3 separate regions of the Mus musculus genome follow, and regions 2 and 3 are each linked to region 1. A link is a loop called in an ENCODE intact Hi-C map of the cell type or tissue named here. Cell type or tissue: heart. All regions are shown on one strand. Links, peaks and the distances in the headings refer to the core of each region. The heading gives the core; the rest is flanking DNA.

Region 1 (10,918 bases), core at 2,505-7,504:
AAATGCATTTGGGAAATAAGAAGGCTGGGTGGAAGTGTCCAGTCCATGACCACACTGTGACGGATTCACTCATTTATTTTATCACCGCAGTGAAATACTTGTGGCTAATGAACATCAGAGAGGGAAAAAAAATGTTCATCTGGACCGTACTTTAGTAGAAGGGAATCTTGTTTTTCCCCCAGTGAGGGAGCAGTGACAAATGACGGCATAGTCATGTGGGACCAGGAGCTCACACTGCAAAAGAAGCCAGAGAGAGAGGGGGGTCCTGCAATCTCTTCTGAGAGCATACCCCAGTGACCTGGAGACCTTGAGTCCCTACCTCATATGAGGGCACCCAGCTTCCCAACATTCCACATGGCAGACTAACCCTCCCATCTAGGAGCTATTAGGTTACCAATCAAGCCATGTCCCACCCAGAACCAATGGGATTCTACTGTGATGTGATAGTCCCCAGCTCCAAAAATCTTTGCAAATTTTTATCAAATCTGGGCTATTTCCAAGGCACCATGCTGGTCTCTGGGGGCTTTCCTGTAAGAAAACATGAAGAGGCCACTTGTAGTAGAATGCACTACCGTAGTTTCGGTGATACAGGAAGACCTTGAAGCTCACAATAGGAGGGTTCCTCAAACTTCTGGCGGCGCCTGCTCAGCATCCCCAGTGAACAAGCAGAAAGGCAGCCCAGAGACGGCCTGAGCTGCTTGATCATGGCTCTGTCTCTCTCCTACAAAGCATAGAAGATAGGAGCCTCCCCTTCAGGGAGCTTGCTGTAGGAAGGAACGGAAATGACAAGTGGATGTGCCCAGCCTCATGCTCTGTCCTGTAGTGCTTGAGGACTAAAATGAATTATTGTGACCTACCTAATTTATTTTGTGTGTATGGTGTGTTTGTGTGTATGTGCCTGCACACGCGCCATGTTGCACGCATGGAGGTCACAACATAACACTTTTCTCTGCTCCCACCATGTGGGTCCTGAGGATCAAACTTAGGGTGTCACTCTTGGTGGCAAACATCTTTACCCACTAAGCCATCCCACTAGCCCTCAACTCCCTTTTTCTTGGAGTTCTCTGTACTCGGGAGGCAGACAGCATGGAGCAGGCTTGAATGAGAGTGTATGAGACCCAGTCTGGAGGCCCCGGTTCCTAGTTTGCCATGCTTATCAGGATGAACTGTGGAGAATTCTAGAAGACCTCATGATATGCTTTGGAGATTAGAAACTTGTTAAGCACTTTGGGCAGCAAGAGTAATAATGTGACACAGAGAAAGCAGAGAGGTGGGGAGGGGTAGAAACCCAGAGCAGGGAGTCTATCTATGAACTCCACTTGAGAGGAATGTCAAACCCTGATCCATGGTGGGGAGCAGACGTGCTTGGGCGGATGGACGGCGGCGTTTGAAGAGCGTGGAGTGATGCTCCTGGAGCTGGAATCGGATTCTGATCTCACTAGAGAAGCTCATCTGTCATATCCACAACGCCTGCCTCAGGCAGGGACGGAGTTGGCTAGTGATTATCTTCCTGGGAAGAAGGTGATGTCTCTTGATAATGACATATATGGCTGGCATGGAAACTTACGAAGGCAGTCACACTGTCAGTGAAGGTCACACTGCTTTTCATGCTAGGTATTCTCTGGGTGTTATCTCTATTTCACCCTGCATCTTTGGAAGATGGATATTTTTATTTGAATATATATATATATATATATATATATATATATATATATATATATATATATATATATTTTAGCTCTGAACTGGGCAACAATTAAATAACACACTAAGGACACATGTTTTATAGAGTGAAAGGCCTGAGCCTGGCTCACTGTGAGTGGAAAGACATTTTGCTTTCTTCCCGTGCACTGTTTATATCTGTCTCCTCTCCCAGATGAGGAAATGGCTCCAGAAAGGCAAAAGGAACTTGCCTACGGTCATGTGGTTATGCAGACAGCTAACTTTAGCAGCGTGTTCACTTGGGCATGGGCATGGGACAAGGGTTTGACATATCATGGCCTTTAAGGTATATAATAAATGCCAGATCTGGGCTATCTAGCTTCAGAGCTATTATTTGCCTGGTTCTACTTTCAGGAAACTCAAGTCAGAAATGTTCAGCGGAGGAAAAGGAAAGTTGGCTGAGACATCCCCAAGTCAGAATTTACGAGGTGAAGCTGCTTCAAGCCACCCCTCCTCCTGAAAGCAATTCTGTCCTTTCTTTCTTGCAGAATGGAGTCTGCTCAGTGAAGACTAGGAATGTGTGCCTGTTGTAACTGGCATTCAAGTGAAGGGCACTAGTCAGAGTTGAGATCAATGAAGAGATAAGTCCCTAAGATGCTGGGCTGATGAGGTCAAAGGAGGAGGGCGGGCTGCTTTTCTGGGATCTTTCTTTTCAAGGAAGTTGATGGAGGATGTGTCAAGCTGCACTCCTAACATTCCAACCGCAATGGCCAACTGTCTGAAACCCGTGACTGTCCCATAGCTGGAGGTGAGGGGGCCAGGGAAGGGCCCTCCTGGCTCACAAACCATCCTGGAGACAAGGCAGCCTACTCTGTAAATACTGTGGACATTCCTAGGGAAGGGAAGCTAATTCCACAGATGGTATCCTAAGCCCTGAGAGCTCCAGGAGTGCTCTGCCATCCGGGCTGCCTCTTTTCTCAAACACCATACACCCCAGGGACCCCTGTTAAGGGCAGCAGAGGCTGATGACAGCCATTTTATCAGAAGCACCGTTTATTTTGTACACGTGCTCCCAGGAGAGTCATCTCGCCAAGGAGCTGAATGAGAGTCCAAATTAAAGAATCAAGGTGGATAAAGCAGATGGCGGTTCAAAGCAGCTTTGCTGATAACTGCTCTGAAGATAAGCACTGGCCCACAAAGTCGTCTGCAGCTCTAACTCTGCCTTCCCCCTTTCCTCAAAGGCATCTCGGATCTTTGTTTGTTCTCAATCTGCCTCCTCCACTTATTGGGCACGTGAGCCTCCCAGCTTGGTTCATTCTGTGCAGCCAGGGTCAGACTGTTGTAATCTAGCACTAAAACAAACACCCAAACAAACAAACAAACAAAAAACCCACGAAGGTCATTCTGTGAGCACACTTGCTAACTGACTCATTCATATGCTAAGTAGTCACGGGCTCTGATCTTCAGATCAGCTTGGAATACTTTGAATTTGTAGGGAATGAATTCCTGTGGGCACACATGATTTCCCCAAGGTCACACAGCCAGTAAGCAATAGGGCAAGGATCTAACTCAAGTCTGTGGTTCGTTGGACCTCCTGTGCCTACCAAGCGCTTAACAGGTGCTCTTTATGTTGAGTGGGAATCCGCTCTAGTTTGTGTGTAGATGTTACGATTCTCACCCCCTGACGGTGCACGGCACGTCTGTTTATTTTCATTCCACACATTTGTTGGCAATGCTGGGAGGCATTTGTGCTCTCTACGTTTTGTTTTGAAAGGTACAACATTTCTAACTTTGTCGAGTGGGTGAGTTCCCAGCTGGAAAATGGTGCTGGCTCCTGTCACCTGCCTCCTAACTCAGAGCACAGATGGATAGGAAGAGCAAGGGCCTTAGAGCCTAAAGAAGTGGGTTCGTGCCTGTAATATCAGCCTGCTCTGGGAGATGTGGCAGAAAAAAAAAAATCACAGGTTTGGGGTCAAAACTGGACAAACTAGCAAGGTTCCATCTCAAAAATAAAAGAATCAAGAAGAGGGCTTGGAGACGTAGCTCAGTGGTAGAGCACTGGCTTAGCACACACAAGACTCTAGGTCCAACCGCTAATGCTGCAGACAAACAGGCAAAGCCAAGCAGGCTGTACTTCAGCTCTTTATGGCGGTGGCTCATGCCGGTCCTCGCTTCTCACTGAAGGTGACTACTTTACTCACATTGTTTTAAGACGATAGCGTCTGACACTAAGGATGAGGTTTTAAAAGGTGGGTAAAGTAGCTGGGTGTCAGAAATAGCTTTGCTGAGGACTCAGGTCAGACAGTGCACATAAATTTAAATAAGGCAAACACAAAAGATATCAACAGCAAAAGAGAAAACAGATGCAGCAGCCAGCCTTCTGTGACAGGAGGATGGCTTAGTTAACAGTGGCAGGATGGCTAAGTTAATGGAGGCACATCAGTTTAACAGAATGCTATGCAGACAATAAAGATATAAAACTTTAACTCTAGCATGCTCCCAGATTCCCAAGAAGGAAGACTGGAGGAAAGCAAGCGAGCACCAGTAGCAACGATCTTAACAGACAGGAGATGGCCTGTGCATCAGTCTGAATGCACACACAGTTTGTCTTTCCATTTCCCAATTCCATAACGAGCAGAAGTTGTTTTGAAAATTAATGCCAAAATATGGCACTCATAAAGGGGCGCAAGGAACCCCTCATTGGCCTAGAGAGCAATTAATGCTCTTTAAAATCCTTTATCTCTGTCTTTAAGCATTATTTGGGGGTGTGGGGTGTCAAAGTGCCATCTCAGGATCCAGCACTCATCTCTTCCAGTTACTGTTTGGAATAGAAAGCTGTGGCAGCAGCAGAGGGAGTACGGGAGTACTTGGTGCGCCCAAGCCAAGGTGTCCCTCTGAGAAATCACGCCACACGACAGACCTGACATAAGGAAGTTTATCATGGATGAAGGGAAAGGAACAGGGGTGGAAAGGGGTAGAGGCAGAGGAGGGAGGGCAAAGAAAGGTGGGGCACAGAAGGAGGGAGAGAGAAAGAGAGAGAGGGGAAGGGGGAGGGAGAGCGAGAGACTTTGTGGGAATGCATGGGAACACAGAGGGTATGGGGGAAGTTAGAGAGAAAGAGAGGTCGGGGTATGGAGCAGCCATCTTCATTCTCTTTCTATGCTGCCATTCCTGGCTCGCACTTGACCGGCAGGCAATTGCTGCACCTGACTCTCAATTGGCCAGCAACGGTGTTGGTGATGCTGTAAACTGTTGCTAGGCCGTTGTTGGGAGGAGCCTAGCAGAATTGTCTGTAAGCCAATCGGGATTTGACTGGGTTCGAAGAAAAAAGCTTGAACAGTATAGTAAAGCTGGTCCCTAGGAATTGCCTGGGCTCAAGCTACCAATTGGATGTGCTGATATGATCTTAAAAACAAAGCCAAAGCCAAACCAAAACAACAACAAACCGCAAACAAACAAAAAATACCTCAAACAAACCAAAGTACCCAACACCCCGTTTAACATGTCACCCGGGAAGTAGGACAATGAGAAAGTGACCTCAAGGAAAAAAAAACTTCACTAGTTGAGGGAAGTTAGCTGTTCCCAGCATACCAGAACAGGGCAGGTGGCCAGAGGAATGCTTGTGGCCTAAAATACCAGTGGGTGATCTGGGGACAAATGAACCTCATGGGTACAGTTTCCAAAGTTAGGTCTCTGATAGCAGTGCCACGGACTTCCTCTCAGACAGCTGTTGGTACCCTTTCTGAGGGACAGTAGGAGAGGGTGGGGAGGAGAGTGTTCTAGAGTTGCCCTGCTTTCCCCTCAGCAGCAATGGCAGAAAGCTAAGGCCCTGGTGAGCCCGTTCTGAGAACGTCATGTTCTCTGCTCCCTTCTCAGGTTGTTCCCAGCATGTCAGAGTGAGCAACTCAAGGTAGGACTCGGTGAGAACAAAAAGACACAGGATTTACGGTGTGCAACGAGCTTTTTGTTATCTTGGAGAACACTTAAGATCTGGCCAAGATCATTGAGGCAGCAAGGCAGGCTTAAAACCAAGGAATCTAAAGCCGAGGGCAAGAACCAGTGACTGTTGAGTCCCAAACCTCCCCATGGACTCCTGCCAAAGGCATGGTCCGTGGATCTGCTCAGCGTGTGCCAAGTGCCAGGCTCTGAAGAAACTTGGATATGCTATTTCATCTGCTAGGGCCGGATGATGTTTTGCCTAAATTAGCGGCTCTCAACCTGGGGGTGACAACCGACTTGGGGATCGACTGACCCTTTCAGAAGGGTTGAATATCAGATATCCTACATATCAGATAGTTACATTGCAATTTATAACATTAGCAAAGTTACAGTTGCTAAGTGGCATTGGTTGAGGGGTCACCACAACATGAGGAACTGTATTAAAGGGTCACAGCACTAGGAAAGTTGAAAATCACTGCTCTAAAGCCTTGTGCTGAGGGTCTCATCTCCAGGGTTTCCATATTTGTCCCTTATTCAGTATGACTGGTGTCTTGTAAGAAAGGGCAACTGGCTTATGTTGTTAGTTCCAGCTCAAGAAGAAGAGGCAGGAAGACCTCTGTACATTAAAGGACAGTCTGGTCTAAGCCATCCAGAGCTGTCTCAAAAACAAAATAAACCAAAACCAAAACCAAACAACAACAACAACAAAATCAATAAGTGTGTGTTCTGTCTTGACCACAGACTTCCAGCCCCAGGGGCTGTGAGAGCGTGTGTTTCTGTGATTTAAGTCACTAGGCTGTGGCACCTGGCTATGGCAACCTTAGAATACACTGTTCTACCTGTTGCCTTGATGGCAAGGAACTGGCTTCAAGTGACAAAGAGAAAGCAGCTGCCAGGAGTGGTGACATAGCTTGGCCCAGGGGTAACAGTTAATGAGACTTGATTAGAAGCCAGTTCTCCTTGGCTGGGAAACCTGGGACTTGAACTTTGCTCTGAGAAGTAAGAGCATTTAAGTGAATGTTGCTGGGCAAACTGCAAATGCTCGCTGAATGAACATGACGTGCCTTGTTTTTGCGGTGGCAGAGGTCAGTCCCTTCATAGAGAACTGCAGACAAAGCCTGGCCCTCAGAGAGAGAATCTTGCCATACTCTGCCCTCCAATATCGGAGGCCTATCTTCCAGCTAGAAAAAGGTGTTTTGTTTTGTTTTGTTTTGTTTTGTTTTGTTTTGTTTTGTTTTGAGGCAGGATTTTTCTGGGTAGCCCTGGCTGTCCTGAGACTCACTCTATAGACCAGACAGGCCTCTGCCTCCTGAGTGTTGGAATTAAAGGTGTGCACCACCACTGCCCAGCTTTGAGAAGGGTTTTGTTTTGTTTTGTTTTGTTTTGTTTTGTTTTGTTTTGTTTTGTTTTGTTTTGTTTTTATCTAACAGGACACTGTGGGGCTGAAAGCAGGGCAAACAAACCTGTTTATTTCCACTTACCTCAAGGAAAGGTTTGACGGCCGGCAAAGGTCTCTCCCAGGCTTTGAATGCTAGGTTACACATCCTGTACCATCCTGGTGACTCTGCTCTCAGGTTCCAGGTGATATCTCCGGGAACTTCCCTGCCTGCTTACAGGCAATCTGATACCATTCAATGCCACCAACACTTATCTACTTTCAGCCTTCCTACACTCTGTCCCTATCCCCGCTTAAAGGTGACTCAGTCCTTAGATGGTGGCTCAGTCACCACTTCCTCTGGAAGTTGTTCTCATCCTGGATCGACTTCTTCCATTACAGGGTGGGTTAGCTGCTGCATTCCTAGCCCCAAACCCTGCTCTGTACTTGGTGAGCTCTCAGCTCATATTGGGTATAAATATTGATATATAGTCTTTTTAATTTTTAAAAAAGCTTTAATTAATTAATTTTAATTAGTTAAGTGTGTGCACATGTGTGTGTAGATGCCTGCGGAGGCCAAAGGTGACTGGTTTCTGGGGTGGCACATGGTTGACAGCTGCCCAACCTCTGGATCCTCTGTAGGAGGAGCTCACTCAGTCTTAAGGTTTGGCCCATCTCTCAATACAGGGATGAGCCCTCTGACTGCACTGTCTCTTGCTTTTACCTTACAGTGTGTACCACAACTTTAAACCATACAGTTGGTTAAGATCTGCCTGCCCATCCCTGCCCATCCCTGCCCATCCCTGCCCAGCTAAACTCATCCCGTGGTTTTGACTGCCAGTACATCCCCAGTACCTGGAAGCTGCATTTAAAAAGTATGAGTGGAGTAAATTCAAGCAAAAGAGATGGAGAGAGCAGGCAGTTTGAGTTTGTACAGAGGAAGTGATACCCAAGTGCATGTCCAGCCTCCGAAGCCCTCCTCCTCCTCCTCCCTGCCATCGGTTGCTCTCTTCATTCAGCATCTTGACCTAGGCAATGAGCTTATCAGATCGTGAGTATCCTGGTCTCTGTGTGGTCGCAGTCCAGGCGAATGGAAGGCGGTTGACCCAGTAGTGGCATTTTGGTGTGATTAGTGCTATAATCAGAGGGAGGAGACAGTTCCATGCATGGACACAGTGGGCTGTGATGCAACCCAGTTAAAAGTAGACGGGAGGTAACTTTGAGACTGAAATGCTGAAGCCTGAAGAGAGGTCTTACAGGAGAAAGTGGGGGAGGAGCAGCAACCTAGAATACAAAAGGAGGCCCAGGGACATTGGCCATTCAGCTGGTTCTTGGAGTGCTCTGCAGCAAGGGAAAGGAGCCAGGGGCTGGGAGGTGCACTTAGAAGGTGGAGTAGGCCCCCAATGAGGCCTGCAGACTCTCCCTAGACCTCTGTGAAAGGAGAGGCAGGACAGGTTGTCATTCCTCTCAAGCTAAGCTTTTGTCCACAGCCTGGGCCCAGCTCCTTTGATCCAAGGCAAGGCCATTGTTTCTCCAGCAGCGGCTTCTCTACTCGGATGGGAAAATGTAGGCTTTGTTCTGAGACTTTTATCCAAGTATTGCTCTAGAGGGGACAGGCAGGGAGGGGCTCCGTGGAGGAGCCAGTGGGACTCAGCAGAAGGACAAGGGCAGCCCCTGTCTCCATCCTGCTGCCTTGCGTGGGTTGCACAAAGCTCTCGGAACCCTCGTACTCAGCACAGAGCAGGCTATGTTGGGGGTGGGGAAGGAGTTACGGGCAGACACATTCCACTTCTTTATTTGCCTTTGTCAACAGTGTTCCCAGCCTGAACCTAAAATAAATCAAAGACAGTGAGGCTCAGCGATAACCTGGGTTCAGATCTTAGCTGGACCACTTATTGGGTTGCCTTGGTAAATGCATTTTATGCTTCAGAGCCTTGTGCAAGGCAATCCAGAAAGTGGTCATCTTTTCCACATCGAAAGTCTTGAGATGGATTATTTCATGCATTCATTAGTTCATGCACTCATTCACCCATTCATACAACATTCACCTAGCAAGTGCTTTCTCTGTGTCAGGCAATGTGTGAAAGGGTGCTGAGGGCCTATTACAGAATTACATACTTGATTGCAACCGCTCCTCCCCGTGAGATTTACCAGGGAAGAAAAACACTAAGTACCTCCGTGGGGCTGGGAATGCAACTCAGTGCTGAGTGCTGGAGCACCAGACAAGTGTGGTGCTCAAGATTGGGGGCGGGGTGGGGGGGGGGGAGTATTGAAAGAAGAAATGCAGATTGCAAGAGACAAGACTTCACCGAATCTTTAAAGGAGTCAGGGAGGGGCCCCAGGAAAGTGGCGCTCATAATGACATTTGTAAGCCCTGCCCATTAGGAGCTGCAGAGTGGGAGACAGGCTGCAAATACTAGTTTCTGCTCCCTTGATCTGGTCAGAATTCTCCCTAAGGCCTGCTGGGTTGCACTAGGGTGTGAAGCTCCTCCCCTCCCCAGGGAACTTAATTGGGAAGAAATGGAAGCAGGAACTGGCTTCTGGGGACCTGGAAATTGGTGAAGGGAATAAGCCTGAAGACAGAGGTGGCACTTTCCCTATGTCTGAGTGAGGAGTTCTGGGGAGAACTCTGGGCAGGCTTACAGGTCCTAGGAGAAAAGAAGTTGCCTTGCCTGATTTGCAAAGGGGAAAACAGATAGGCTTGCATCTTGATGGAGGCCTCCAGCAGTACTGACAGAGCCATAAGGATGAAGGGCTCTCAGACTGTCTCCGTGGAACGAGGCAGCTTCAAAAACCTGGAAAAAGCAGAGTACAGCTGGCCGACTGGGGTTCCACAAGCCCAGGTGGGTGGGCGTGGCTATTGTATCTGGTTCAGTCTATTTACAGAGGGTATTGAAAGAGACTATCAGCATTGGCCTTTGCCCCATTTCATGGTGGGGGGGGAGTACTTTTACCCCTATTTTGCAGATGACAAAGTGAACTTTTCAGAGAATCCATGAGGCCACAGAGCTGGGAAGAAGTGAAGGTGTGCTTTGTAGCCAATCTCTTAAGATTTTAAATCCATATTCTTCCCACAGTATGATGCTGCTAGATTACTGTTGAACAACATTTCCCCCTGGCTTGTCTACATATGAAAAGTTTCTCTTTTCTCTAGTATGCCTTACCAGAACACTGGGTTTCCCCGTGTGTATATAGAGTCTGCCCGGTGAGATAGATAGTTATTATTTTAAGTTGAGGATGGGGTAAACTCAAGTGGCAGGTGGGTCCCTTCATGTCACACAGCAGGAACACCAGGGAGGTTCTGTAGACAGTGTGCCTCCTACCATTGTCTTGAGTCCCAGGTGGGCTCCTCAGGTATCCACTGATCTTTCCGCCCTCTCTCTAGACTTAAAGTTAAAATCCCAAACGCAAAGTTTGTTTTCTTAAGAAGCACAGAGTCTTCCCTTTGTTTCTGACTTTTGATAAAGGCAGCAGCCCCAAATCCCCTTTCCTGAGGCCCTTCTTTCTGAGAAGGGTGATTGACCATGTCATGGTTTTTCTCTTTAAACTCTAGCTCCCACAAAGATTGCTGCATACAACATAAACCACGCGTGCTTCTTGCTGGAGCAACCCAGCCTGTGCCGGTCCCAGCCCAGCAAGGAGTGCCTTCCTTAGGCTCCTCTAGCAGAGTTGGGAGCCACGCACCTTGAGAGAGGGTCTATGGACCACCACCATGCCCTCTAGGCAGAGCTGGGTCCTGGGATTCTCTGCTATTTTCTTCTTTTACCTAAACCTTTGCCAACCTTTATTTTCATTCTTGCAAAGAACAAATGAGCCCATATTCAAACTCAGGTGGGTTTGGAGTGAGCCGCGAAACACACACAGCATCGACTCCACTTTTCAATCTGGGAAGTTAAAGAAATGGATAATTGGTAAGTCATCCTGCCTCCCAAGTCTACTCAC
Region 2 (10,918 bases), core at 3,666-8,665, 910 kb after region 1:
GAAAAAAAGGAAGCAAATTCACCCAAGAGGAGTAGACGGCAGGAAATAATCAAACTCAGGGGTGAAATCAACCAAGTGGAAACAAGAAGAACTATTCAAAGAATTAACCAAACGAGGAGTTGGTTCTTTGAGAAAATCAACAAGATAGATAAACCCTTAGCTAGACTCACTAAAGGGCACAGGGACAAAATCCTAATTAACAAAATCAGAAATGAAAAGGGAGACATAACAACAGATCCTGAAGAAATCCAAATCACCATCAGATCCTTCTACAAAAGGCTATACTCAACAAAACTGGAAAACCTGGACGAAATGGACAAATTTCTGGACAGATACCAGGTACCTAAGTTGAATCAGGATCAAGTTGACCATCTAAACAGTCCCATATCACCTAAAGAAATAGAAGCAGTTATTAATAGTCTCCCAACCAAAAAAAGCCCAGGACCAGATGGGTTTAGTGCAGAGTTCTATCAGACCTTCAAAGAAGATCTAATTCCAGTTCTGCACAAACTATTTCACAAAATAGAAGTAGAAGGTACTCTACCCAACTCATTTTATGAAGCCACTATTACTCTGATACCTAAACCACAGAAAGACCCAACAAAGATAGAGAACTTCAGACCAATTTCTCTTATGAATATCGATGCAAAAATCCTCAATAAAATTCTCGCTAACCGAATCCAAGAACACATTAAAGCAATCATCCATCCTGACCAAGTAGGTTTTATTCCAGGGATGCAGGGATGGTTTAATATACGAAAATCCATCAATGTAATCCATTATATAAACAAACTCAAAGACAAAAACCACATGATCATCTCGTTAGATGCAGAAAAAGCATTTGACAAGATCCAACACCCATTCATGATAAAAGTGTTGGAAAGATCAGGAATTCAAGGCCCATACCTAAACATGAAAAAAGCAATCTACAGCAAACCAGTAGCCAACATCAAAGTAAATGGAGAGAAGCTGGAAGCAATCCCACTAAAATCAGGGACTAAACAAGGCTGCCCACTTTCTCCCTACCTTTTCAACATAGTACTTGAAGTATTAGCCAGAGCAATTCGACAACAAAAGGAGATCAAGGGGATACAAATTGGAAAAGAGGAAGTCAAAATATCACTTTTTGCAGATGATATGATAGTATATATAAGTGACCCTAAAAATTCTACCAGAGAACTCCTAAACCTGATAAACAGCTTCGGTGAAGTAGCTGGATATAAAATAAACTCAAACAAGTCAATGGCCTTTCTCTATACAAAGAATAAACAGGCTGAGAAAGAAATTAGGGAAACAACACCCTTCTCAATAGTCACAAATAATATAAAATATCTTGGCGTGACTCTAACTAAGGAAGTGAAAGATCTGTATGATAAAAACTTCAAATCTCTGAAGAAAGAAATTAAGGAAGATCTCAGAAGATGGAAAGATCTCCCATGCTCATGGATTGGCAGGATCAACATTGTAAAAATGGCTATCTTGCCAAAAGCAATCTACAGATTCAATGCAATCCCCATCAAAATTCCAACTCAATTCTTCAACGAATTGGAAGGAGCAATTTGCAAATTTGTCTGGAATAACAAAAAACCTAGGATAGCAAAAAGTCTTCTCAAGGATAAAAGAACTTCTGGTGGAATCACCATGCCAGACCTAAAGCTTTACTACAGAGCAATTGTGATAAAAACTGCATGGTACTGGTATAGAGACAGACAAGTAGACCAATGGAATAGAATTGAAGACCCAGAAATGAACCCACACACCTATGGTCACTTGATCTTCGACAAGGGAGCTAAAACCATCCAGTGGAAGAAAGACAGCATTTTCAACAATTGGTGCTGGCACAACTGGTTGTTATCGTGTAGAAGAATGCGAATCGATCCATACTTATCTCCTTGTACTAAGGTCAAATCTAAGTGGATCAAGGAACTTCACATAAAACCAGAGACACTGAAACTTATAGAGGAGAAAGTGGGGAAAAGCCTTGAAGATATGGGCACAGGGGAAAAATTCCTGAACAGAACAGCAATGGCTTGTGCTGTAAGATCGAGAATTGACAAATGGGACCTAATGAAACTCCAAAGTTTCTGCAAGGCAAAAGACACCGTCAATAAGACAAAAAGACCACCAACAGATTGGGAAAGGATCTTTACCTATCCTAAATCAGATAGGGGACTAATATCCAACATATATAAAGAACTCAAGAAGGTGGACTTCAGAAAATCAAATAACCCCATTAAAAAATGGGGCTCAGAACTAAACAAAGAATTCTCACCTGAGGAATACCGAATGGCAGAGAAACACCTGAAAAAATGTTCAACATCCTTAATCATCAGGGAAATGCAAATCAAAACAACCCTGAGATTCCACCTCACACCAGTCAGAATGGCTAAGATCAAAAATTCAGGTGACAGCAGATGCTGGCGTGGATGTGGAGAAAGACAAACACTCCTCCATTGTTGGTGGGAGTGCAGGCTTGTACAACCACTCTGGAAATCAGTCTGGCGGTTCCTCAGAAAATTGGACATAGTACTACCGGAGGATCCAGCAATACCTCTCCTGGGCATATATCCAGAAGATGCCCCAACTGGTAAGAAGGACACATGCTCCACTATGTTCATAGCAGCCTTATTTATAATAGCCAGAAGCTGGAAAGAACCTAGATGCCCCTCAACAGAGGAATGGATACAGAAAATGTGGTACATCTACACAATGGAGTACTACTCAGCTATTAAAAAGAATGAATTTATGAAATTCCTAGCCAAATGGATGGACCTGGAGGGCATCATCCTGAGTGAGGTAACACATTCACAAAGAAACTCACACAATATGTACTCACTGATAAGTGGATATTAGCCCCAAACCTAGGATACCCAAGATATAAGATATAATTTGCTAAACACATGAAACTCAAGAAGAATGAAGACTGAAGTGTGGACACTATGCCCCTCCTTAGATTTGGGAACAAAACACCCATGGAAGGAGTTACAGAGACAAAGTTTGGAGCTGAGATGAAAGGATGGACCATGTAGAGACTGCCATATCCAGGGATCCACCCCATAATCAGCATCCAAACGCTGACACCATTGCATACACTAGCAAGATTTTATAGAAAGGACCCAGATGTAGCTGTCTCTTGTGAGACTATGCCGGGGCCTAGCAAACACAGAAGTGGATGCTCACAGTCAGCTAATGGATGGATCATAGGGCTCCCAATGGAGGAGCTAGAGAAAGTAGCCAAGGAGCTAAAGGGATCTGCAACCCTATAGGTGGAACAACATTATGAACTAACCAATACCCCGGAGCTCTTGACTCTAGCTGCATATATATCAAAAGATGGCCTAGTCGGCCATCACTGGAAAGAGAGTCCCATTGGACTTGCAAACTTTATATGCCCCAGTACAGGGGAACACCAGGGCCAAAAAGGGGGAGTGGGTGGGCAGGGGAGTGGGGGTGGGTGGATATGGGGGACTTTTGGTATAGCATTGGAAATGTAAATGAGCTAAATACCTAATAAAAAATGAAAAAAAAAAAAAAAAGAAGCAGGTAGCAAGAGCGGAACTGGAAACAGATATAAAGAGTCACCGCTAGCAACGTGTTCTCCCTAACCAGTCCCTACTTCCTACAGGCTCCAAAACCTTCAAAACAGCACCACAACTGGGAACCAAAGCATAAGTCTGTGTGGGACACTCTAGATTCAACCTATAACATTCTATCTTTGTGGGCCATGGAGGGGAGGAAGGTATCCAACCCCCAATGCCTACTGCCTTGGGTGGGAGTGAATCAGGGGCATGTGGCCCCATTACCTTTTTCACACATATGAATTTTTAAAAATAATGTGTGCTGGGTACAGAGGAAGAAGGAATAAGAGGAAGAGAGGCCTCATAGTAACCCTCCAATCACTGCACTCAATTATGGGCCAGCTCCAACTGCTTTTGTGCACTAGAATTCCTGCATTTACTAGGTGTCTAATGTGAGCCTTGGTGAGTGTCCCATGCCTTGTCTACTCTCTCCACTGAAGCCCACAGCAGCCCCTGGCAGCAGTCACACTCTCACACTCAAGAAATTAGAAAAACTGGAATTCCTGCTTAACACCACACAGCTAATAAATGGCAGAACTGGGGTTAGATGCCTGTCTTAGTTAGGGTTTTACTGCTGTGAACAGATACCATGACCAAGGCAAGTCTTAAAAAAAAAACAACATTTAATTGGGGTTGGCTTACAGGTCCAGAGGTTCAATTCATTATCATCAAGGTGAGAGCATGGCAGTATCCAGACAGACATGGCTCAGGCAGAGCTGAGAGTTCTACATCTTCATCCAAAGGCTGCTAGTAGAAGACTGACTTCTAGGCAACTAGGGTGAGGATCTTAAGCCCACACCCACAGTGACACACCTACTCCAACCAGGTCATACTTATTCCAACCAGGTCACACCTCCAAAGAATATACAAACCATCACAATACCATAATTATTGGTTGTCATACTCAGAATCTCTCTCCTGAAAACACACAGGATCCCTCACAGTGTCTTCAATACAAAATGTACAGGTAGAATTATAAGTACCATGGTACCAATTCAGTTTAATTAGACTACTCAAATGATCAATTCTACTAATGTAATTTTGTAATTTTTTTAATCTTTGAATTAGATAATTTACATAATCATGGAATGTCAGAGATTGCATATATGTGTGTGTATGTATGTATATATGTATGTATATATGTTATATATTTTTTTAATCTCTCCATTTCACAGAAGACTAGAAAGCACAAGCTCCTTTCTCAGCATCCCACAGCGAGCTAATACCCTGGTCTGGAATTGAGCAATGTATTGAGATTGAAAACTCCAGTTATTTCTACACCCCTGTCTTACTCAGAATTTCATTCCTGTGAAGAGATATCAGGACTATGGCAGCTTCTACAAAGGAAAACATTTAATTAAGGCTGACTTACAGTTTCAGAGGTTCAGTTCATTCACATCATGGTGAGAACATGGCAGCATGCAGGCAGACATGGTGCTGGAGAAGGAGCTGAAAATTCAACATCTTGATCCACAGGCAGCAAGGAGGAGACTGGGTGCACACTGGGTATAGCTTGAGCATAGGAGACATCAAATCCCACCTTCACTGTGACACACTTCCTCCAACAGGACCACACCTACCCCAAAAAGGCCATACCTCCAAATAGTGTCCTTCCTATGGGCCAAGCATTCAAACACATGAGTCTGTGAGGGCCAAACTTTTTCAAACCACCATAGCCCCTATATTTATTATCTACTCTGGGCCTTGTAAATAGTGTTCTTGAAAACAGTGTCTGTTTGATGCAGGTACCAATTGCATGCAGTTCCTGTTTGTGTTTCTAATGTCTGGCAGTCAAAATAGTTCCTTTGGTGAATGTGTGGTAGTTGTATAACAAATTAAACAATAAACACTCCCAACATACAGAAGAAGAAACTGGCCTTCAGACACCTGAGACTATCAACCCAAGGTTCAATGGCTACAGCCAAGCCAGGATTCAATCCAGGTCTTCCTGGCTTTGGAAGCCACACTCACCCACTATACAAGGTACCAGGTCCGTAGCAGTATCTAGCCTCAAAGAAGTACCCTGCTGCTTTTGCTCCTGTTGCAAAGAGCCTTAGATGCAGGGGTCTGGCACAAGGATGGGAGGGGGCAGGGCTTGGCTAGAACTTTTAAATGTGTGCAATAAGGAAAGGAAGGACCTTCCCCATGAGGCACACCTCACAGAGCGCCTCTGGCCCAGATGGCCAAACCAGCCACACATGTTTGGAAGTCAGTAAGCAGCTTTGCTGGGGGCCAGGAGAAAGATCCGTTCTGGGGGTTCTGCCAGACCTGGAGCTGAGTCTGCCAGAGGGAGGTCAGGCCAGGGAGAGGACAGATGTGACCATGGCTCTGCCAAAGGCCACGCTGGCCCCAGTGAGACAGTCCTCCAACCAAAGGCATAACCTGATTCCAAGCTCACTGTGTTCAGCTTCTCAGATTAGACCATGGAGAAGTGGTTCCATGTGGTCCTCGCAGCCTGTCGTTTACTCAACCCCATATACACCCAGCGAGGCCGCCTCCCACCTCCAGTTCAGAATCCCGGGACATCTATTTCATGTCAACACAAGGATGCTGCTCTTTATTTCCTTTCTTCTTGAACAGATAAAAATAATTCTGTCAGACTCAAATATCCTTTCGAGCTCTCAAGAAGCTGGGCTTAAACATGTTTGCACGTGAGAACCAAAGCAATCCCACATGTGGCCTCCGGGATGAGGTGTCCTCTACGTGGCAAGTGGTTGCTTCACCAGTCTCCAAGATGCTGATGGGAGGAGGATGCTAGCGCAGATGCAGCCTCTCCCTAACTGCTCTACATGGGACTTCTTAATTCACCAACTTCATTTTGCAGATGAAGAGTCTCAGGTTCTGAGAAAAGGAACTATTTCAAAGCCATTTGTTCAGCAAATGTTTGTCATGTTCCCCAAAATCCCTGACATGAACTTCTACAAAAGAAAATCTAGTGCCGAAGAGGAATTACTAATGGAGTCCCTTGATATTCTGTGTAAAGCTTCCCAGGGGCAGAAGAATAAAGAATAACTAAGAATTGAAGAGGTATTTTTGTGGGGGAGGAATAAGTTCTAGGCACAATTTATCCTGGAAACTACTGATTAAACCGTGGTTGCTTAGGAAATCACTGATTAAAGGAATGAAACAACACAGGATTTTTCTGGAATAGAGGAGTTTTCAAATCGCATAATGACTAAAACATCTCTGACGATCCCCAAAGAGCCAGGCGCATGAGGCATTCTCCCAGCTATGAGCCAGAGTTCTAAGAAAACCATTTTTGGAAGCACTTCCCTGATGAATTATTGGGCTGAATCACAAGAAATTGGCAACATTTGGCAGGTCTTTCCACAAGACAGCAATTCCTTATGGTTCAACCTAATGTGAGCAAAGTGTTTCTTCATGTTTTCTTCCTCGTTTATCATATTCCGGAGTGTGACTTGGCTACTGTGGATCTCAAAGGGGTGCCCGGGGTGTAGCTGTTACATACTGGTTGTTAGACGCAGAGGAAGGTAGACTGGGTAGCCATGCTTGTCCTTATAGAACCTAGAACTGTCACAGACAGCAGCTGACCCACTAGAAGTTGTGTCCTCTGGTCCTGTTAGGTCTCAGTGGGTCTGTAGAGCTAGTGTTCACTGTGGAATTTAAGTACAAGTGACAGTTGTCATTAACAGATGACACAGGAAAGCTGTGTATCATCTATGGTTTTCCTATCTTTTCTCTAAATACTAAAGACCCCAAACCCCACAGGTGACAGATACACAAGACAGTAGGAGATTTAGTCCCAGACTCTCCATGTGGCAGAAAGCTACCCGCCCACCAGGAACACCCACACTGAACTGTTAGGTGAAAAGATTAAGAGAAAGAAGCTGGTTACTTTAAGCCACTGACACTGGGGAGGGGAGGTGGTTGTTGCTATTTTTATTGACACTGTCATAGAAAAATCATTTTCCTAAAAAAATTGCGTAAAACTGGGTGCAGCATTGGCATGCCTCCTGGGCCCTGCAATATAGACAATATAGAACTAACAAAGGGATCGGTGTTCAGTGTGGCCTTACCAGGTCTTTGTGTTTGGAAGTCAGTGTCACTTGTAGGGAGTTGTGACTGTCATGCGGGTTATAAGGATGCCAATCAAACCCTCAGACTTTTGGCTAAGGGATCCTTGGCAGCTCCTCCACCCCCACCCCCACCCCCACCCCCACCCCCATGTCTAATCAGTCCTCACTGGGGGCTGTTCATTCAGAGCTCCTGGCCTACTGTCTTTCTCTCCTCACATGTCTGTCCTGACTACACCATCGTCTCTGATACCAGACTCAGACAAACCCATCTAGGGTCTACAGATGAAGATTTTAAAGGGATTTGCTTAACTCTGAAGAGCTACAATGTCTACCTGTCTAAAACTGAAAGTGATCCTAGGATGCATACCATGCCATGATGCCCAGTTTCTTTAATCGGGCCCATACGGCTCTCTGGGAGTTGTTCCTGCCTCTTCTCTAGCCTTCTACCCCAGGTTGCAACCACCTTGGAATTACTAAGGGAATCTATAGACATCCACACCATCTATGGCTGTACTCTAGACTTGGAAGAATATTGAATCTACCCAATGGTGACCATGGCATTTGATGTTGAGGACATTCGATTAGAGGGACGTGGTTGAGGAGAAAAATACAAATGAGCACCTACTGCTCTTGTTAAGGCAGACAGGAGGAAGACATCACAAAGGTCAGACTTGGAGAGCAGACTGGTGTCTTAGAAGGGACACAGACTTCTCTACTCTGCTCCTTACAGCTCCTATGGCCCACAAGAATCCTGCACTAAGAAATGTATGAATTTCTTTCAAAGACAGAAGGAGGATTCCAACAAAACAACTCCCTGAATATTAGAGTAAAAGAAAATGTTTTAATTTTTTTCTCACATCAGAAAATATTTTCATTTTAGGGGCTATGGAGATCTACTCAGTATTACCTAGAATAGGGAAATAACTCGAAGGATTTAATGTTATACCAACAATGAGTTTTATATTGATACTATTAGAGTGAGAAAGGTTCTCAAAAGCAAAAGTACGCAGGCTTCTTTGGTGAGTCCTGGCTTGGGGTGGCTTTCCCACTACCTCTGGTGGGTGGTGGGCTAACAGGAGGTTAAAACAGAGATGGTTGAAGAACCATCATTAAAAATAAAAATTAAAAATATAATAAAGCTACGGGTTCCCTTTATGGAGTTAGTAGACATTTGTGGGCAACAGGAATTGTGCAAGTTGTACCTGGTAGAGAGGTCTCTGTGCCCTCTCTAAGATGTCACCCTCAAGTTTCCAAGTCTGACTGTCTTTGTGAGGTCTTCCTGACATCTGTTTTGAAAATAGGAGTTGCAGTTCATTTGTATAGTGTGACACACAGCCTACCATCAAACTGGCTCTAGATTCAGCAAGCAACACAGCTCACCTTGAAGTCCTGTCTGCTGGTTTTTAAAAGGAGGGCAGGAAAGAAAACATTTAACTCCTCAAAGCAGACATCTGAATTACAGGTTTTGAGAATGAGCCCACAGAGAAAGCAGCACTTCCATAAAGGATCCCCAGAGACACCAACAGTGCACGGAGAACCTTCCCAGGAAGGAAAAGCTGATCCTAGGATGTCCCCAGACACCTCTCCTGGACCCACGTTACACACCTGCCCTTCCTCCTTTGACCCCAGGAAAAGGACAGTGTCTAATGAGAACAATGGTTGTTCTCACTGCTCAAAATGAGACTCATTTCATTCCTTTCAGTCTGAGTTCTGAAGCTACTTCATGGTGACCTTTTATCCTCCCTACAGCTAAATCGATATAGGATGAAGGAAAGGGCAAGACATGGTACTCACACTTGCTTGCAAATATCTTAGAAAGGATAACATTATAGATGGTGAGAAGAGCCCTGGTGCACCCTATGCTTTCAAATCACAAAACTATGGCCTCTCTGTATTCAAAGCAACCATGTTTTCCTCATTACCTTCTCCCATCTAATCCAACAGTCATTCTGAGCTATTAGAAGAATTAAATAAATGGCAGTCCAGATTACCCACAGAAGACCACATTAAAAGAAAATCACCCACTAACAATTTACCGTGTATGGTAGAAGCTGTTGGGTGAGCGCCCAATAGCTATTCATTCTTGTTCCCACTTCATGGTGACAGCTGGGGGGGGGGTGAAAATACAAGGTTCATGTTTCCCCACACTTCCTTGTTTCCATATGACCTTCTTTAAGTCTGTGATCTATACTGCAGGGGCTCTGGGGAAACTACTCATGCTCAGAAAAGAGGCAGACATGGAGCTTGGGCATCTCTGGTCACCCCTTGGATTCCTGCTTTTGAAAATAGCAACCTAAGCCTAAAGCTGAGGTCCCTCTATTCAAATCATGAGGCTGCAGACAAGAGCCAGCATGGCGAGGAAAGAGGAGAAGAAAGGCAGAAGCAGGGTAGGTAACAGTTGTCTGTTTGTTGAAATACCGAAGCAGCCTGCTTCCTACGCCACTCTGATCCGAGTCTTATAACGAGCCAAAAAAGCCTCTTAACTGATAGCTGATGCTTTATCAAACCACCACGTGATAACATCTTGGGACAGGAAGAACTGGATGGAATGGCAATGAGTCCAGGGTTAAAAGTGAAAAATAAACCTTTACAAAAGCTGGAAAATATGTAAGTGAATATTTAATATTATCAATCTAGTCCCTCATGAATACATCTGTTTATAAAATAAGAATGATGCTAATACGTGCCCCGAAGGGGTTGTTCTAAGGATTAAATGAGTTAATAAGTGAAAAGCAAAGTTAACATTGCCAAGCACAAAGCAAGTTTGACCTCGTTACAGCTATCATGTTAATCAGTTAAAAAAATATGACATTCCTTGACAAAAATTATGTGCTGGACAGGGCACTGGACTCGAAATTGGAAAACCTGGCTTCTAGACAAACACATCTCACTCTTTGATCACAGATCAACTTTTGTAGCTGATTTAGGACAATGAAAACCTCAGCATAATCTATACCCTGTGTCAAAGAGTGTTGAAAGTTTGAGGACTCGGATGAATTCTGAATGACTGTACGTTGCCAGTTCTGTAATGAAATAAACATATCACCGAACATCTAAAAGGACTTTTTTTTTAAAAAGAAAAAGAAACTCCACTAGTAAATAAAGGGGAAGATTTCGGTTATGCAACTGAGAGCTTGGATGCTTTTAAATCTTTTCATATGAAGTTAGTTTTCTTTCCTTAAAACAATGGTCATGCAGAAAAGCAGAGCGGGCAGCATGATGGGTCATTAGAGGGCTGTCCAGTTTGGGCCCTACTCTGACCCGCTGCCTGTGTGCTGCTGGGAAAGTCCTCCCGGGTCTCTG
Region 3 (10,918 bases), core at 2,618-7,617, 86 kb after region 1:
AGAGGGCAGAAAGGTTGTCAGAGCCAGAGGTTGGCTGACTTAAAAGAAGCAGTATTTTCCGGACACAATAGGGTTGACACACGTATAACCTCACAGACACTGTGACAGCATGGATAAGACCTGTGCAAGTACAAGCCAGACAAAATCCTAGTATGGAGAAGGGGAAGTGAGCACCAAGACCTACCAGTAACCAAAAAGCTATTTGCAACTGATAACTTCTGAGGGAGGGAAAAAAATCAGTTTTCTTCAATGGAAAAACACTGTAAATCTCCACCACACTCCAGGGCAGGCCTCATGCTTAGATGTGTCAACACAAAATACATGTGTGCATTATATACATGCATATGTGTCTGTGTGTGTTTATTTTTTTAAGAGAGAGAACAACTTGATGTTGGCTGTGTGTGTGAGGATCTGGGAAGAGTTGGGGAGGGGAAAGAATATGATCACAATATATTGTATGAAATATTAAAAAATATTTTTAAAAGAGTAGGCTCAGGGAATAATTTCCCCCACCCCCAGCTTAGAAATCTCATAGGAAATAGATTCTGTAGGGAAATGATTTTAAAAAATGTGGTGGGGCTAAGATCATTCCTGTTCTCTGAGCTAACATACCCCCCCCCCCAAGCTCTCTAGCAAGATGGCTGGTTTCTGTGGCAAGTCTTCTGAATGCTGAACATAAAGCTCCGTGAGACAGTTAGCCACAGTAGTGTCTCCTATGCAGCCTTGCCATCTCCAATCCCAGTTGAGATGGTCTGGTTTCCTTCTCTTGACTCTGACTAGACTATAAATCGTTCTACTTGACTTCAGAGACGAGGCCATCAAAGGCAGCGGGCTTCCATCTGGTTCTCCTGGGATGGTGATTCTTGGAAGCTGGCCACCATATTGTGAGGAAGCACAGGCAGCCACATGGGATGGCTTCATGTAGGTGTTGCAATCAGCAGGCTGATTGAAGTTTCATCCACATATATTGTCAACTCCAGATGTGTGGGTAAAGGGGTCTTTGTATGCTACCTCAGGACACCTTGGCTTTAGAGTCTTCCAGCCAACTCTTAGGGTTACTTTGTTTTCTAACAGTAGACAATGAGGATAGGAGACTTAGAGCCTTTATGTTGGGCCATGGGTACTAAAGGTGACTTCCCGTGGAGGGGATGATGTTCAGGTTCCAGCATCATTAGTTGAAGCAAGTCATCACCCTGGGATCCCAGAGCCCATGTCCCTTACCACCAAGGTGAGTGGACCAGCCAGAGCACTGAACCTGGTCACAGTGAAGGAATGGGGAGCAAATAATGCCATTTCCACCAGGCAGTATCTGTGCATCTGTGCCATCTATCAACTGGATTTCACACTCCCTGTAGAGTGTGTCTCTTCTTCCAGCAGAAGACAAATGCATCTTTACTCCAACCAAACCACATTATTTGTCTTTCTTTGTGTGTGTGAGTAGTCTACAGAACCCTGACTCAAAGGATTAATTCGAGTGTTTCTGCTCAGTTTGGAGATACACTTTAGTGGTCGAACAGTTTCCTAATATGTCTAAGGTCTTAGGCTTGGACCATAGAATCTCAAAAAGCAAGAAGACAAAGTCTATCTGCTTACACCCCAAGGCTTCTATGAAGCTTCCCTTCTGGGAAGGATTTTACTGTGAGCATATTTGCAGTTGTAGCATTACAGTTAGTAACTGGAGAATATTCTGCCTGATTCAGATCTTTACACTGCAGTTTATTAGAACATGAGCACATTGCTTAACTGTCTGCAATTCAATTTACTCATCTGTAAAAGGAGGCTAACTGCAGAAGTTTGCCTTTTATGACTATGTTGTGAGAACTGAATGAATTAACTTGTGAAAATACTTAAAGCCAACAACACCCAGCTTGTAGTAAGCAACTGTAGTAAACACTCACATGCATGTATAAGATATATATAGGATGCACACAGAGATGAGGTGTATGTAGATATGTATAACATATGCATATAGATGGTCTGTATATTTTATTGAGACATAGTTTTGCTATATAGCCAAGGTTGGCTTTGAACTTGCAACCCTCCTTTCTCAGTCTCTGAGTGCTGGATTATAGGCATCAGCTCTCATCCTTGGATGATATCCTTTACTGATATGAAGGAAGCAGATCTTAGTCATTATCCTTTTATCTTGGAGCCAGTGTGATGCCCTGCCCCTCTCCAGAATACAACATGTGCCTTTCACACTCTGGGCCCACCCTAGCACAGGTAATAGCTCTGGAAAATGTGCTTGAATCATTGGACAAATAAGGGATTGACCTGGAATGTGTCAGTCTGATGTGCAGTCCAACACCACGAGATTGAAAAATCAATGGGCCTAGTCTCAAGTGGCAGACATGAGCTACAAAGCGCTGACCTGTCAGCATGGAAGAAAGAGCCGTAGTCAAAGAAACTCCGGCCAGTCATTAAGCATGAAGGGGGAGCTGGGGCATCAGGAGCTCGTATTGGGCTGTGACATCACCTGCCATTCATTTATGTGGGTGAGAATGATTTACCAGCAGCCCAGGGCACATGGGGAGAAAATGTAACTCAGCTTCTCCATACATTAGAAATGTAAATGGCGCCGAGGAAATGACCTGGGTGTTGAGGTAATTTCCTAGATGGACCTGCAAATTTCATTTGTCCTCAGTTTTAAGGCAAGGGCCAAGAAACTGGAAGCTGGGATGTGGATGGTTCTGGGAAGCAAGGGGTATATGGTCTCCATCCTTACCATCCCTGGTCTCAGTAGGAACTCTTGAAGTATACGATGTCATAAGCGTGGAATCGGGTAAGGCTGCAAGGGTAGGACTTTCAACTACTAATTGTGCCAAGAGGAAGTGTCCCTGCTGTGCTTTGCAGGTCAGCCCATTGTGGCATGCACAACATGGAACTATATATTCTTACAGTGTACGTTTCTCTGAGCTGAGGACAGAGATCAATACAACCACCAGCCTCCAGAAACTCTGAATATGATGTCAGAAACCAACTCATTAGAGGGGGCTATTCCCAGAAGGTGAGTTAAATGTGAGAGACACCAGGCAGAGCAGACTAGGGGCCCTGACCTAACATGATAGCTACTGTCAGTGGTAGCTGTCAGTTACTGTCCTTAAGGATTCATTAGCAGCATCCCATATGCCTGCATTGGTGAGCTTTCTAAATGGCAAATGTGGCCATGTCATTTCTTATGTATGCCTTTTTAGTGAAATCAGTTCATATAGACTGAATACCTGTATCTCCTCAAAGTCCTCATTAGATCCCTAGCCTCCACAGGCTTGGTATTGGAAAGCAGAGCCCTTGAGAGGTTATTAGGATCGTGTGTATAGTTGGTGCTCTCATGAGGACAGATGGGAACTTGCCTGTCCCCTCTCTTACTCACTCTGTGGTGACGCAGTGAAGGAAGGGATTCTTTATAAATGAGTAAGAACGCCCTCAGCAGACTCCTACTGCTCTAGCACCTCCATCCCAGACTTCCAGCCTCCAATGAGAAATGCATTCTCATTGTTTATAAGCCACGCAGACTGTGGTGTTTGTCACAGCATCCAAGCTACAGTCATTTAAAACAACAATAGCTAACACTGAGGACTTTCCATCTCTAAACTCCCTTCCTCCTCTCTTCCTCTCCTTACCCCCTCTGTGTGTGTCTGCGTGTGTGACGGAGAGACAGAGACAGAGTGACAGAAGATATAAGCTATCTATTGCTTATATGAAAGAGCCCAATCTGCCTTGCAAAACTGGTACTTCCATGATGCACCCTGACCTTTACTTTCCAGTCATTCCCTTGGCCAAGCCTGCTTGTCTGATTATTCCAAGGAACTCTGGTGCCTTGCTGTCTTCTGTGCTGTCTCCTCTGGTGCTGCCTTCCTGCCTGTCACCTGGGCTGTTGTTACTCATCCTTTTAGACCAGCTGCCTGGTCCCCACCTCAGGCCAGAATTCACATCTCTGCCCTTTGGGCCTTTACACATCAGGCTGGAAAAGCTCTTCCTCTGTTTGTCACATGTTGTTTCAGAACTCATCTCCAGAACCACCCAGGTGTTCAGTCTTTGTAGACCCATGAGGAGGACTGACATGTTCTGCCGGAGGCCCTTGCTTGGTAAACATCCCTTGTTTCTCTTACAGCTGTACTGTGAGCTCATGGAAGCCAATGTCTGTTTCTGTGGCTCCAAATCCCCAGCTCTCAGTGACTGGGAAATAGTGAATGGATGCATTAATCCCACTACATTTTCGTTAAGCTGCCCATTTTAGCTTGCATCACACTGCCCCACAACTGCCTACCACTGCCTACCACTGCTTACCACTGCCTACCACTGCCTACCACTGCCTACCACTGCCTACCACTGCCCACCACTGCCTACCACTGCCTACCACTGCCTACCACTGCCTACCACTGCCCACCACTGCATACAATAAGCCCATTTGAGAACAGTTATTTATTGACCTTATTTATTCTATTTCCTCTTTCTGCTCTTCACACTGAGTAAGTGGGATATAGTATTTGTTAGATAGTTGAGTCTAGATTCAGAAAACTCAGTTGTTTCCATTTGACTTTTTTTCCTTTTAAACTAAGTTAAATGACATAAGATAAAGTCAAAGTGTACCTTACAGAAAGTTCTAAGCTCTGGGCTTAAGCCAGAATCTCTCTTCTGACCTTGGTCAGCCACTTACTCAAGCTGAATTTATTTTCTTGGAATGATTTGTCAGCTAGCCTAATAATATCTCACACAGAAGGTGGTTCTGAAGATTAAACAAGACAGTCTACATGAAATGCTTGGCGCTAGAAGGTGTTCAACCAGAGTTAATTTCCGTTCGTTCACCCAGTCAGTGTCATGGCATGGCAGCAGCTCGACTGGTCCCTTCAGACTTCTGTAGGATCTTTGAGTATTAGACAAGTCTCACTTATGTCGCCCTGGCAGTTGGTTGTGAAATGGTGCCCTTGAAAGCTGACACTGGGCTGTGCCAGGAAGACATTAGCCTTCTCACAGCCAGTGCTATTTTGAGGTTTGATGGCTTTGGAGAGAAGATAACAGCTGACCTTTGTACTGATAGAGAATGCCTGTGTTCTAGGAGAAAGTGCAAAAACCTCGACTAATGCCAGCTGGAAAGAACTCAGTGTGCCCTGAAGTCGGGTATTCAAATGCCATTATTTTTATGCCAACATAAGAGTTTATTCAGGAAGTTGCAAAGAAGGAAAAAAAATCAGATTCCATAGCAATGAACTCCAAGGGAACTGGAAAGTTCTCTGGTCTTTTCTGCTTGCCTGTGTCCAATAGCCATGAACATGGAAAGACAGATGTATTTGCAAGAATGGTACCCCCCAGTGCTCTAGTTGTAATTCCAAAGGCTTGAGAGAGCAGAGAATCACTTTGTGTTTATGCTTCATCTTGACTGTGGGAGCAGAGAGCCGTTCTGTGTTCTCACTCAAGATCAAGGTTGGGAGAGCCACCATCAATGTAGCAGCACCAGTCATCCTGTCTGGAAGAATAGGCTTAGGTCACCCAGGCAATCCAGCCTGATAGGCCAGACCTGTCTCCACGTGATTAACCAAGCAATGTGTATGGCTTAAACATTAAACCAGCGGTGGGGTGCCAAGGAGAGCCAGGACTTGCCAGGGCTCAGCTCAGGCTGCTGTGGAGTTACATCGCAGTAGGACAGCTGGTTCTCATCCTGAAACAAATACAGTGTCTTAAGCAAGCACTTAGAAGCCTTGATTCTACTGGGTGCTGAGCTACACCCTTGACAGACGTTCCTTCCCTTGCTCATTACTTTGTGTGGCGAGCATCATGACTAGGAATGAGAACATGGAGCTGTGCTGTGAGCTCTGAGCACAGAGAATTAGAAATATCAGAAGCACATGGAAGAAAGGGAACAGATACTTTGAGGTGTTAGGGCAGTAGAAACAATGAAGTTTCGGGATCAATCAAAGGGAGGACAGAGGGGAAAGGAAGAAATATCAGAGAGTCCCTCTGTTTTTGCCATGTTGTTTGACAATGGGATAAAGATGGCACAGCTCACTGAAAAAGGTATGCTCAGGTAATAGCATGTTACTTATGCTTCCAGAAGACAACCAAGAAGAATTATTAAGTAAGGCATTGAATACATGGATCTGGAGCTTGGGAAGAAGGTATGGACCCGAGTTTGAACATTCCGTGGTCATCAACTCATAGTGGACAGCTCAAGCCAAAGGAAAGTGGGTGGAGTAAAAAGTAAATCAGGAAATGAAGTGTAGGGAAGGAAATTAAAGGGGACCGTTTATGCAAGGAGCATGAAGTAGGAACTGACGCAATTATTTTGAGAAATAATTTTCACTTACCTGGTAAAGATGGGTAAATCCTTTGGCCCTGAGAAAAAGTCAGAGAAGACATATAGAGGACACTCAGAGCAGCACGACTACACTAGCAACCCCCTGGAAACCCCTGAAATAGTCATCAAAACTACAGGGGCTGAATTAGTTGTGGAAGAGTCACACAGTGAATAGCGCCACCACCACAACAACAAAAAATTAACGAAGCAGGGCTTTGTGCAGCAACAAGAACGAGCATCAAGAACAGAATGTTAAGTGGAAAAAGAAAGTTGTATAGGAGAACATCCAGTATGATTCTTTTAATATAAAGTTCATAGGCTTGCAAAACTAAACACATGTGGTGAAACAAAACAAAACAAAACAAAACAAAAAACAGAAAAAAAAAAAAACCCAACCCAGTAAGGAGAAGATAAACACAGAAATAGAAATAAGAGTAGTGGTTGTTTTCGGGGAGGTGGGGAAGGGCTGGGATCCCAGTGGTGTTCATGGAGTTTCAGAGTCTGGAGTGGGGCATTTCAACTAAGGGCAGAAGGGAAAAGACAACGCCGAACTTATTCCTTTCCCTTTTTCTTTTGTTATCTTTTAAATGTAACTTTCATAACCTGGAACAGCAACAATCAATACGTTTTAAGACTTAGGTTTTGTGTATGTGTGCAGAGATGAGCATGTGTGTGTGTGACTATGTGTGTGTAGAGGTTGGAGGTCAGCCTCTAGTGTTGCTTCTCAGGTGTGCACCATCTTGTGTTTTTGAGACAGGGTCTTTCACTGGCCAGAGATTTGCTGATTAGTCTGGCGTGGCTGGCCAGAAAACCCTAGGATTCACTTGTCTTCATCTCCCTGATGTTGGTATCATTAAGTACCCGAGACTATGCCTGACTTTTCATGAGGGTTCTAGGAATAAATTTAGAGTCTAAAGCTTGCATCACAAGAAATTTACTGCCTCTAGCCTCTCTGCTTACTTACTTTTTTTTGGTAATAATCTAAAAATTAAAATAAGGCCCGGACATAGGAAATAATACAGCCTAAAAGATTATACAGTTAGAAGACAAGGAATTAAAAGTGAAGTTACTTAATGGCCAAGACAGCCAAGAAAAATAAAAGTCTTAGAATTAGCAGAAAGTTAACTACTTGGCGAGCATTTATGAACAGACTTCCACGTGCCAGCCCTTAACGATGAGTCTTAGGAATGTGTGTCATTTAACCTATCCACAATATTTTGAGGGACATACTACATTGGGTTCTTCTAATTGGTGAGAAAAATAAGACTCAAAAAGCCACATAATCGTCCAGGTCTTCCATTTACACGAGTGATAATTTCGATTAGAACAAAAGCTATCGTGGAAAATCCATGCTCCTAACTGGGCATGCACATGAGTGCTCTCTTCTTCAAACAAGGACGTTTTCATGAAGAAAGAAAGACTTGGCAATATCAATGTTGCAAAGCCATAAAATGAGGCTGAGAATACAGTTCCAATAGCTAGCCTAGTGTGCATGAAGCCCTGGGGTCAGCCCTTAGAACTCTTGAAAGTAGGCAGAACCAGGAGGTTCAGGAGTTGACTGTCATCCTCAATTACATAGTGAGTATGAGGATAGCTCATGAGGCAACATGAGATCCTGCCTTAAAAACAAGTAAGTAGGGCTGGAGAGATGGCTCAGTGGTTAAGAGCACTGACTGCTCTTCCAGAGGTCCTGAGTTCAATTCCCAGCAACCACATGGTGGCTCACAACCCTCTGTAATGGGATCCAATGTCCTCTTCTGGTGTGTTTGAAGACAGCTACAGTGTACTCATAGACATAAAATAAATAAATCTTTAAAAAATTAAGTAAAATGAATTAAAAATAGATAAATGGCAGATAATTACATAAATATATAGATAGATACACAGACACACAGGCAGATAACAGTTAAACAGATAGGTGGTGCAGAAATTTTTCTATGGCTCTAAGCATATAGAAATGGGTATTTTCTATCCTTGGAGTCAACAGTGACATCAAAGCAGGGTTAATGACATTTAATTGTATTAGAGAAAATGATGAATTAGAACCAGAAAAGTAAAAACAGATGGTGTAATTTGGAGCCGATGGTTTACACCTGTAACCCCAGCACTGGGAAGACTGAGGTAGGAGGATGGCTGTGAGGGTTCCAGGCCAACTTTAGCTATTTAATGAGTTCCCAGCCAGGGCTACAGAGCGAAACCTTGTCTCAACAAAACAAAATAGCAGCAAATCACCCACCCCTGCAAAATAAGACAAAAGAACCAAACGAAACTACTTCATATTAAATCAGTCAATCAAGCAGGCAACAAACAGTAGCAGCAAAACAAACCCCATGGGATGTAGAATGTTCTTTAAAGGGGAAAAACAACCTCAGGCCGAAGTCTGAGCTACTGACTAGACCTGGGAGACTTGGGTAAGGAAGAAACTTGGAAGGAGGCTCTAGCATTGGAGACTTCATTTGTGTGAGAACATCCAGACAGGGGACTAGGTGAGCAAGAGAGCAAAGCAGAAACGCTCACTTTCATCCTGGCTGAAGTAATAAGGAAGTAACCGAACCTCTCATAAACAAACAGCACCCAGAACAAGTGACATGAAGAGCCACTTTCCAACACAAGGCAGTGTCTTAAAAAAAACCAGAACCCACAAAATATGAACTGTAAACAAGGTGAGTCCCTAAGTTGCTTTAGCATTTGACCTGAGGACAGTTTATGTACTGCAGGTTCAGTAAGGGAGGGCCCAAAAGGATCCAGGACCACTGAGCCTGGGGGTTCAGATCAGAGCTACAGAAAGAATTAAATAAAAGATCTTCTTCACCTGTAATGTGCATAGATTACACCATGACCAAGTTAAAACATTATGCATGCATAGGGTAAAACTGTACATGACTAGGCAAAGAACAATTGGGTTTTGTAGTCAGGTCAATTCCTGGCTCACAGAAGATTCGGGCAATAGTCAATTTCAGCTACTAGAAAAGCCTTGGTAATCAGCTGGCACATTGGCTTAGTCGCTAGAGGGAAAAACATCTGAGGTATATATTGTTTCAATTTAAACATTTTTCTTTGTTTGTCTTTTCCTCCTTTGTGGCTTTCTTTAAATATTTCTTCACTATTATATTTTATTTTTACCTTTGGATTCTTAGCTAACCCCCTTTTTATTTTGGTGGATCAATTGTGGTTTCCACTACACATCTTTAAGATAGTCTATATAAAGCATTGTCCTACTTCATATAGAGTATAAGATCACATTAGCCTTTTAATTCCTTCTCTTATCCCTAGTTCTTTATATTATTATAAATTCACCATAATTGTTTCTATTTTTTACTTGAAATAATCAATTTTCTGTTAAAGATATTTTGAAATGAGTAAAAGTTACTTTGATATATATCCACACTATTTGACATTTTCATTTATTTGTCTAGACATATGTTACTAGCTGATCATCTTGTTTTCATTTTTGCTTGATGAACTCCCTTGAGAGGCTTTGTTGCTATATAGACTATATATATATATACACATATGTGTGTGTGTGTGTGTGTGTGTGTGTGTGAAAGTTAAACCATTAGGGACAGCACTGCTCCCCACAAGAACCATATACTTAAAAAACAAAAACAAAAAAACCAGTACTAGGTATGAGAAATATACTTTAGAATAGTTGCTGGGGGGAGCCCAAGTGAATCTGAAAACAATAGAGAATAAGCCTGTTGCCCTTGGTTGCCCCTCAGAGGGCGAAGAGTGAAACTCAAGACATAGGCTGCTTGGATTATTTGTGCTGAATCTAACCTGAAAGCCTCTTTCCCATCAGTTTGAGGATATTAATTAGAGATGAGGAGGAGACATAGAAGAAGGTGGAGGACAGGGACTTGGGAGGGATTGGAGGAGGGAAAGGAAAGGGGAGGAGAAAGTGTGACTTTATTTTAATTAAAAATGTATACGAAATTAAAAAGGTGCCCATCAGTTTGAAAGAGAGGAAGGAGGGGTATATGGATTGTCTGAAGGGAGAAGCAGGAAGGAGCAAATGATATAATTATAGTGTAATCTCAAAAATAATACAAGAAAAGAAGGTAGGAAGGTCAAGATAGGGAAGTGATATCTTAGAATTTTAGTCACCTGAGGATTCAGAACTTAGAATCTTTGAGTCTTAGGACAAATTGAAATATGAATAATGCTGATAATTAAAATCTTCCTGAGAAGAGAAAAATTATAAAAAGCACTTATCATTAATGTACACACATCCTTTGGAAAATGTCACTTTCCTTAGCAAAGTAAAAAAAATAGAAAGAAAGAAAGACAGATGAAATATGGCATAAAATAAAACAAAAGCAAGAGAAACAATGAGGTGGTAGATTTAAACTTAGCTATAATAGCATTAAATGTAAATGGTCTAAATTGTACAATTAAAGGCAGACATTGCCAGACTAGGTAAAAAAATGCAAATTATAACTATATGCTGTTACAACAATTTGAAATGTAAAGCACAGCTATTTAAAGGTTTGTAAAGGTCACTGCATAAGCCTTAAGCAGAGGCAACTGAAGTGGCTATTTAGAATAAAATAAAGAAGATCCCAGGACGCTACTCTTAATGGAGAAAGAAAAGACCAAAGAGATAGTCCAGTTTCCTTACACAGTGTG

Evidence for each region. A loop is a pair of places that touch in the nucleus more often than their neighbours do. Peaks named below come from ENCODE experiments on the same cell type or tissue, not always from the same donor. Only the 100,000 strongest peaks of a DNase experiment are listed, where the experiment ranks them.
Region 2: a loop joins it to region 1, with 3 times the contacts of the local background. A loop is called at or near these places in 2 of 42 quality-filtered maps.
Region 3: a loop joins it to region 1, with 10 times the contacts of the local background. A loop is called at or near these places in 5 of 42 quality-filtered maps.

The regions. Positions count from the first base shown.
Region 1 is chr4:105,273,451-105,284,368 of GRCm38, forward strand. No RefSeq gene overlaps it. Among named protein-coding and RNA genes, the nearest start is that of Gm40217, 40 kb to the right of the region's middle. In heart, for the core only: no CTCF peak of the experiment used is centred there; DNase peaks (open chromatin) are centred at 5,341 and 6,581; H3K27ac peaks cover 882 bases.
Region 2 is chr4:106,180,049-106,190,966 of GRCm38, forward strand. No RefSeq gene overlaps it. Among named protein-coding and RNA genes, the nearest start is that of Gm12724, 52 kb to the right of the region's middle. In heart, for the core only: no CTCF peak of the experiment used is centred there; DNase peaks (open chromatin) are centred at 5,863 and 6,803.
Region 3 is chr4:105,359,711-105,370,628 of GRCm38, forward strand. No RefSeq gene overlaps it. Among named protein-coding and RNA genes, the nearest start is that of Gm40217, 46 kb to the left of the region's middle. In heart, for the core only: no CTCF peak of the experiment used is centred there; DNase peaks (open chromatin) are centred at 4,981 and 5,471; H3K27ac peaks cover 666 bases.